3 separate regions of the Homo sapiens genome follow, and all the other regions are linked to region 1. Evidence: chromatin contacts called from ENCODE Hi-C or POLR2A ChIA-PET data. All regions are on one chromosome and are shown on one strand. Each heading gives the region's core, a stretch centred on a gene start or an enhancer-like site at or near the end of the contact. The rest is flanking DNA. Distances are from core to core; before and after follow the strand shown.

Region 1 (2,748 bases), core at 160-2,659:
ATAGTCTTTACCTGGAGTCGCTCAATGACATTTCTCAGTTGAAGGTATTTGGCCAGCTGCTCATATACCTTGTCTCGATGGTCCAGCACCTTTCTGATGGGACGAAAGTACAATGGTGACCAATAGGCAGCCCCATTCCTCCTAGTATACCTCATATCATGACCCTCTGAGACTCTCATGTCACCATACACTGAAAAGGCTTTTTAGTGCATAAGTTAATTTTCGGCTCTGGGTCAGACTGCCTGGGTTTGGATCTGGGCTCTATCCTTTATAGATGTGTGACTTTGGCAAGTAAATAACCTGTTTGGGACTCAGTTTCCCCATTTATAAAATACAGATGACAGTATTACCTTGTAGAGTCATTAGGATTAAATGAGCGTTTACTACAAAGCATCTAGAATAATGCTTATCAAATGGTAAACTCTCTATATACATGTTAGTTATAATTACTATTATTATACTCCCAATACTGAACTCCAATCATAATGTCCCATCCTCACCCTAGAAAAATCCTCCATCCCTTTTAGGATGCTCATAGGCCTAGTTCTGAACACCTTATTTCCTGCTTAGATTAACAAAGATTGCAATAATATTTCTTCATACTCATTGAACCTCTACTATGTTTCAGGCATCCATGCTAAATTCTTGACAAAGATGGGACACATCAAAAACTCAAAACCACTGCATGGGGAAGGTTCCAGAAAACTCCCCATTTCACAGAAGAGTAAAGTTTATAGGGCACAGAAAGGCGAGGTAGGACGTATTCACAAGGATGAAGAATGGCCGAGCCAGGATTCGAACCCGAGAACTGTGGCTCCAGAAAACAAGCCTTAATCTGTTAAACATCGGAGGCCGCGCATGCGCTGACACGCCCCTGCTATGAACGCCACGTCCCAGCCAAACTGCACCCCGGATGTCGTCCCCACTTCTCGCTCCAAGGAGCGCGGGGCCGGACTCTGAACGCCTCGCCCGCCAATTCAAAGGGTTGGCCCTAACTTTGAACGCCCCACCCACCACGTGGAATGTTCCAAACGCCCCGCCCCCCGCACTGTCACTCACCGCAAGTCCCGCTGCAGCACGTCACTGATGAAGGTCTCGTAGCGCAGCACTTTCTCCCCCGTGGCCTCCACCGCCCGCCGCTTAGGGGGCGTCGCCATGATGGGCTCCTGGGGAGTGGGGAGGGGGAAGACCATGTTGACCGATCCAGTTTGGCCTCACACACAGTTCATCTCTACCCTCTCAACGCTGGGAATCGGCTTGTCCGGCTCAAGCTGGAGGTTCAGCCTTCCGCCCCTCCCAACTCGGGGACCCGACCACCCAGGGACACCCAAGCGCGGCCTTTACCTCAGGCCGCCAGCAATAAGAACGGTTGGTAGGAACCGCGGCTTCCGGGTGGCGCGGGTGAATGACGTAAGTGGCAAGCGCGCTGGCCAACCAAATAGCCAGTTGGGGAGGGGCGGGCCTGAGTGGAAGAAGACGGGCCAAAGGGGAGAAGAGAAGGGCAGGGCTTCACGGAATCCGAGGAGATCAAAGAAGACTAGGGCGTGCGAGCAGGGGCCGTCTGGCAATAAACCGGCCAATGGGGGACTGCAAAAGCGGCGCCTGGAGCCTATGGAGACCGTGTGTGGCTGGTGGGGGTGGGATTTAATGGGATTTGGCGGGTTCTAAGGTAGGCGCGACGCACAGGTGGAGGTAGAGGAAGTGAAGAGTTTAATATTTAAAAGGACCTAAAAATTGACTATGGTTCTGGTCTATAAGGAAGATCCCGTGTGATCTGTCGGCCTGGATATTGATTTTTCACACGGGAGGTTTGGATTTCACTCCTGGCAATGGGACTGAGTATAAGCATTTAAAAGGTTTTAAACAGAGACAGGTTTTCTAAAATTCATCTTTGATAACTCCAGCTCTGCACTCGCAACCCATAAGTGAGGCTCAAGTGGAAATTGACAACACTCTCTGTCTAATCACCTCGTTTGATAGTCAAATGGAGAGGGTGGCTGAAGTCCTCTGCCGAAGATTGGCCATCTTGTAGTTAGGCATAGTTCCCATGTTTTTATTTAAATGGTAAGGTTTTTGTGAATTTATTCTTATGCACTAGAGTGACTGAGTGAATTTATTTTTCAGGTTAGATTTTCAAACAAGAACTTATAACCCAGCAAGAATGGGCCTTTGCCTGGAGAAGAATCCAGACCATGGGATGAATCCCCAAATGCTATTTCCATCTGTAGAGCCTAGAGCACCCACCCCTACCAAGGAAGTCTTCCCAGATAATTTGTGTTTCATATGTAAAAGCAAGTTTTTTTTTTCAAATGCTCAAAACCCAAGCAAGTTAAGCCCTTCCTTCCTTCCTTCCTTCCTTTCTTTTCTCTCTCTCTCTCTTTCTTTCTCTCTCTCTCTCTTTCTTTCTTTTTTTTCTTTTTTAGACAGGGTCTGTGTCCCCTAGGCTGGAGTGCAGTGGTATGATCATGACTCATTGCAGCCTCAACCTCCCAGGCTCAAGTGATCCTCCCGCTTCAGCCTCTGGAGTACCTGGGACTACTGGCATACACCACCACGCCCATCTAATTTTTAAAAAAGTTTTTGTAGAGACAGAGTCTCACTATGTTGCCCAGGCTGGTCTCAAACTCCTAGGCTTAAGTGATTTGCCCACCTCGGCCTCCCAAAATGCCGAGATTATAGGCATGAGCCAGCACACCTGGCCAAGTTAAGCTTTTCTTTGCCCTTAGAACGAGATAATTGTAAAATGAA
Region 2 (2,748 bases), core at 58-2,557, 6.4 Mb after region 1:
CCCCTGTTTCACAGGGCTCCCTCTATTATGACGCAAACCACAGCGTCAAAAATGAGGCTGGGGGTATCTCAAGACAAGACCCTCCTCTCACCACCTGAAATAGGGCCAACCAGAGAGAGATAAGGGATCCCTGAAAGTCTCTTCAGGTTACTCAAAGCCTTCACGAACAAGACAGACAAGACTAGGCGCCCAACTCAAATCACAGTTCTGGGGTCGTGTTCGGAGAGTTTAAATAATCCTTTCCATCACTCTCAATATCATTCCTTCCCCGACCAGTCAGGAGTCTCATCACCCCCAAAACTGAAATAAATATAAATCTCTAAACTGACCAGCTCGTTCTGTACTTTAAAGATGACAGGGTTCTGGCTGCATCCCTGAAACTCAAAAGGATCTATTCAAAACCCCTCAAACTGACTAGAATTTCCTCACACTCCCGAAACTAAGCAAGGATTCTTTTGCATCGCTCGGAAACTGGCAGCGTTTCCTTGCAGCCCCCCCTCAAACTGATGAGAGCTCCCTAGTCTCCCCAAATGTTCAGGTACCTCACAGTATATCCTAAAACTGACAGTAATAGCCTCGCAGCCCCCAAAACTTACAGGAATCTTAACGCTTCCCCAACTGACAGGAACCTCCTCACGCCCCAAACCTGACAAGAACGTCTTCAGTCCAGAATCCTACAGGGACCTCCTCATGCTTTGGGCTGCAAGGACTCCACGCCCGCGGAGCTCAGCCCCAGCGACACGCCGGCAGCCGGGCTAGCTCCGGGACTGCGAAGCGCCTCAGCGGAGGCTCGTCCGGTAGTTCCGGCCCCTACGGCGACGCGCGTCGAATTCTGGGATAGTCCCCGTACCGCCGGGAACCTCGCTCGCCTTCCCCTCGAGCCCCCCGCTGGGTCGCGCGGCGCCAGCCGCTCAACGGTGCTTCAGAGCAGCCTCCTCCACAACATTCCCCTCGGCCCGGCCGTTCGGGCCTACTGGAGACCGCGGCTTGGGCCTAGTCTGGCGGCCGCCCGGCGAACGGGCAAGTGGCGTCGTCGCTGGGCCGGCAGGAGATACTCGCGAGCAAACCAACGGGGAAAGAGATGAACCGGCCGCCACGTCCGAGGCACACGGCCCGAAAAGTCGCTGGGAGAAGCCCAGTGGCGGTGGTAGGCAATTCGGAGTAGTCAATAAAGTTTATTCAAAACAATGAGGAAGTTGAGGCGGAGAGGGGAGGAGAAATACGGGATAAACAGCTACCATGTTGAGAGTGGCGGCGCTACCCAGACAACCAAGGCGACCGCCATCTTATGAGGGCTGGACTCGCGAGGTGAGCGCGGCGGAGGCGGGGAACCGCGAGCCGCCGGCTCCCGGGTGACGTCATCGGGGGGGCGGGGCGCCACCTTGAGAAAGGAGGGCGGTTCTCAGCCACCTTTGGACCCGCTCGTCTCTTTAAGGTGCCCAATCGCCGCTGAAGACCTTGAGCCCAGAGGCGGAGAAGCCGCCATCTTAGGCGAGGCAGACGTTTGGCTCCATTTTGAGTGGGGCCCGAAACTTCCTAGCCTTCCCCCTCCTCCGGGCAAACAGGGAGTTCAGCTACCCCGACTCGCACACTCCTCCTCCCCAGCCTTCTCCTCCTATGAGAGGAGGTGAACTCGGTGACTCCAAACTACAAAATTAATAGGTGGCGGCGGGGGCGGGCTTCAGCCGGGGTAGAGGCGGAGTACTCACCGCGGCTCCTGTTCATTGAGCACCTTCGATAGGCTGGGCTCTTTCCCACGGTCTCTGCGTTGTTGGTTCTTCCCCCTGTGAAGGAAGCTCTGTGATTATCACCAAATGAAGGCAGGGGCTTCGAGAAGCCAAGTGACTTGAGTCCCGGAGCAGGGACGTTGAACCTTGTGCCCTGTGCTACCCGCGTTCTGTCCCCAGGCCCTCAGTGTAGTTCCTCTGTAAAGCTGCTGCCAACTCCACAACTCCCTCTGAACTCTTCTTTGACCCTACTGTTTCACTTCAGTTCAAATACAGTTCAAGGATTTGTTTGCACCTGTCCCACAATTTTCTGACTATAGCCTGAGGGGAGGGGAGAGGAGGGGGGATGAGAGGAAAGGCTGAGTTAGTGGAGCTTTGCTGAGTTAGTGGAGCTTCGTACATATGCTTCAAGATGGCCTAGGTTTTCTCAAACATTCTAGAAAATTCTCTAGGAGTTATCTTACTATTTCATTTTCTTAAAGGGTCCCATTGCTTTAAAAAGGAAATGTGTGCGTGCACACAATTTACTAACCAGTGATGGTGGGGTAGGCCCTGGGGATGCAATGGTGAAAACAGGGCCTCTGGAGTGGGAGGGCATCTGCCAGTGCAGGAAACAAAGTTGCGAGTAAACAATTGGAATAGAAGGCACAGTAAGCACACAAATACCACCTGCAAAATGACCTTTGCAAAATGCAACATGAAGCTACAAAAGAGCCTTACAAGCTGCTTGCAGCTGCTGTAAGAAAGACGGCAGGGGGACATGGACGATTAAGTTCACTTAAATAAACAAGCGAGAACATTGTACTCAAAAGGATCAACGTGTACAAATGCATGGAGGCACATAGAAAAATATTTACTAGAAGTTGAATATTGTTGGAACAAGGAAAACAGAAGAGAGATAGGTAGGAGGTCAAACAGTAAAGGGTCACAACATGAAAGATTGCGAAATGCAAAAGAGTTTAGATTGTATGCAGTTAGCAAAAAGAAAACACAGGTTTTTGAGCAGGGGTAGCTTAGTCTC
Region 3 (2,748 bases), core at 118-2,617, 5.6 Mb after region 1:
ATCTTCTGAGAAGGACTCACACCCCACCACCAAGCTGACCGGTCCAAACATCTCCATAGGAAGTCAAGTCTGCGGGATGATGTGCAGAAAAGGCCTTGACATTGCCTTCAACGAGGAAAAGAAGAGGACAATTCCCTGAACCCACCTCAAGGGAGACAGAGCAATCCCTGTGAGACTGATTTCCTGACTGGTCCAGCAGGCCAGGATATTATCATAGATGAATTGGCCTGGCAAGGTATGAGTAAATATGAGTCAACCTACATAGGAATAAACCAATGACCACATCAAACACCCTCACAGTCACAATAATTACCACTTATCTAGTGCGTACTACATACAGACGCTACCTAGTTTAATTCAATCCTCTAAATAACCATTTCTGGGATCCATTTCACGGGCTCAGAGAGATTACTTCTACTTTCCCAAGGTCACACAGCTGCTCAGCTTCAAAGTGGAGTTTTGAACTCAAGTCTGTCTCCCTTCAGGACTGCGATCTTTCTATTAATACTATACTATGCTGCCTGCCTTAAAGGAAGTGATGACAACAGATTGGAGAAACGTCTTATTTTTACAGCCTCGACCTAGGTGGCCCGGGCTAAGAGATGTGCGGGGTGCCTCTCTGTGAACTCCCTCCGGCCCACTAGGAATCCCTGTCTTAAACCCGGAGTGATTCTGAAGGGCCGGGGTGGGGGTGGATCTCTGACTCCAGGTCACCTGTGGGCCTCACACCACGAGAGGACCCCTGGCCCAACACCCTTTTTCCGATCCGCGCCGCAACCACAACGGTCCCAGCCACCCCCTCTCCCCACCTCGAGCTGCCCTCCGCCCCAGACTTCGCCGCTGGCTATCCTACTGCTTCATTCCGTCTCGCCGCCGGCGAAAACCGGCCCCGGGGCTTACCGCGGGTGGGCGGATCTTGCAAATGCCCGATTTCTCTGCGATGGGCCTGATTTTCGCGATGTAGCCAAGAGGGTCTCGGAACTCGGCCCAGCTAGGCTCGAACACCGGGCACTCCGGTGGCGGTAGGAAATCGTCGGACCCCGGCTCCATGGTGGGCCCGAGGTCTGGGCCAGGGATCGGGAGGCTTGGACCGCCCTTAAGGACTCATGGCGCCGCCGCTGTTTGAAGCCGAGGCAATGCTCGGAGGCTAGGCCCTAAGCGGGGCAGCCGCCGCCCGCCGAGGGCCTAAGGGGGCGTGTGGCCGTCGTGCTCTGAGAGTCTCAGGCTGACTCTACTGCTACCGCCTCTTCGTCCCGCTCCGTTTCTTCCAAACTGTGTGGTTGCCTCCCCACTACCGCAGCCTTCGCCACCACAGTTACCTCCCAAACGCCGCGGCCTTCAGCGCCGCCGCCGCCATCTTGGTTTGTCAGCGTCTCCCCTCCCCACACCACAACAAACCGGATCCTTCCGCGGGGTGTCCTTCCGAGCCTCGTATACGTTGCGTCACACCAAGCCCTAGGAAACCTTCATATAGTGGAGACCGAGCTAAATAGGCTGGTATGGGTTTCTATTTGGAAGGGGTTACTCAAAAGTACCACCCCGGACTGAGAGAAAATAGTTCATTGCAACGGCGGAGGAACAAGATTGTAATTAGTTTGCCGGATCGTCTTTCCGGATGGACCGGCGGTGCACGTTTAAAGGCCAGTGATGCGCATGCGCGTTATGGAGACCGGAAGAGGAGCTGGTGTCCGTGGGTGGTGGAGTCAAACCGGCACTCCCCCGCAGACCTCAACCAGGTCGCTAGCCCCGCACCAGTGTTCTCTGTCCCTTCTCCCTGGTCTTAACGGTATGGGCCGCGGAAGGCGGCTCTGGGAGCCTGATTGCAAAGGACCCCTTATGCTGGCCCGCGGGATGGGGGGAGATGTACTAGGCTCCAGCTCTAGACACTGACACCTCTGGGGCTTTGAAATAAGGAAGGCAGGAAGCTGCTCACTCCCCGGGGATTATGGATTTTTAGGATTCTGAGTCCCAAGTAAAGGAAGGAAATCTTTATTTCATCCAAGGTTACAGGTAGAGAGATGGGGTTTCGATTCTTACCCCCCAAAAGTCACTGGGAGTCAGCATTTTAATGAACGCTTTCAACTGTTCTGTATTCACTTTTACCATGTACACATTTGTGGCATATACTCCTACAAAATAAGCCTGTGTGTATGTATACTTTAACTATTGGATGTTTAGCAACGGCGTATTTATCCAGTGTCAACTGTGTAAAACACCTGTTTGCCCATTTGTGAGCCTACAGTGCACTTACCAAACATCCGTGTACTTTTATTGTATTTATTGTGTATAGCCCCTGTGCATTTGGTACCAACTGTATGTACATTTAGTCCTATCGTGTGCATGTTCCTTGAGCAGTTTCTGAATAGGTTCATTGCAACTACAGTACTTTGAATGAGTATCATCAAACCAGTACTTTGTACATATACATCAGGCATCTACTGATTGGAGGATCATCTGTGTCATTCATCAGCTGTGGACCTACTGCATATAGTTTGAACACCTACTGTGCAAATATTTGAGTACTTGCGTACATGCTGATTAAGTAATTTTGTTTTCCCCCATCAGACTATGAATTCCTTAAGGGCAGGGACCATGTGGCCTTATACATCCTTAGCACTTGGCATGTTAAGCAGTAAATGAATGTTGAGTAAACAAAAGAAAAATGAATAAATGTCCTTAGTATATATTGACTGAAAAATATGAATACTTTTTGCAAACATTTCCTGTTTAACATATTAAACATCCACT

What was found. Hi-C counts contacts between places; a loop is a spot of excess contacts on that map. ChIA-PET counts read pairs that join two places held with the same protein, here RNA polymerase II (POLR2A). Pooled maps may share reads with other maps.
Region 2: a loop to region 1 is called in a map of naive thymus-derived CD4-positive, alpha-beta T cell, with 19 times the contacts of the local background. The contact joins the promoter of PHF8 here to the promoter of UXT in region 1. A Hi-C loop is called at or near these places in 1 of 168 maps with a recorded cell type or tissue (naive thymus-derived CD4-positive, alpha-beta T cell) and 9 of 50 pooled maps. POLR2A ChIA-PET finds 5 or more read pairs at or near these places in 1 of 52 experiments (Panc1).
Region 3: a pooled map shows a loop between it and region 1 (7-fold over the local background). The contact joins the promoter of KDM5C here to the promoter of UXT in region 1. A Hi-C loop is called at or near these places in 4 of 50 pooled maps.

The regions. Positions count from the first base shown.
Region 1 is chrX:47,657,771-47,660,518 of GRCh38, forward strand. It overlaps UXT (ubiquitously expressed prefoldin like chaperone), which reads right to left and starts at 1,410. Exons shown (of 7, transcript NM_004182.4): 1 at 1,345-1,410; 2 at 1,060-1,166; 3 at 12-93. The coding sequence starts at 1,157. UXT-AS1 (UXT antisense RNA 1) reads left to right here and starts at 1,063. Exons shown (of 2, transcript NR_028119.1): 1 at 1,063-1,410; 2 at 2,125-2,341. RefSeq lists enhancers at 754-1,257, 1,242-1,501, 1,258-1,759 and silencers at 982-1,061, 1,340-1,679.
Region 2 is chrX:54,043,166-54,045,913 of GRCh38, forward strand. It overlaps PHF8 (PHD finger protein 8), which reads right to left and starts at 1,308. Exons shown (of 22, transcript NM_015107.3): 1 at 597-1,308. RefSeq lists enhancers at 980-1,229, 1,440-1,899 and a silencer at 1,250-1,419.
Region 3 is chrX:53,223,840-53,226,587 of GRCh38, forward strand. It overlaps KDM5C (lysine demethylase 5C), which reads right to left and starts at 1,368. Exons shown (of 26, transcript NM_004187.5): 1 at 901-1,368. The coding sequence starts at 1,050. It also overlaps a transcript of IQSEC2 not described here. RefSeq lists enhancers at 910-1,009, 1,250-1,629, 1,468-1,762, 1,640-1,689.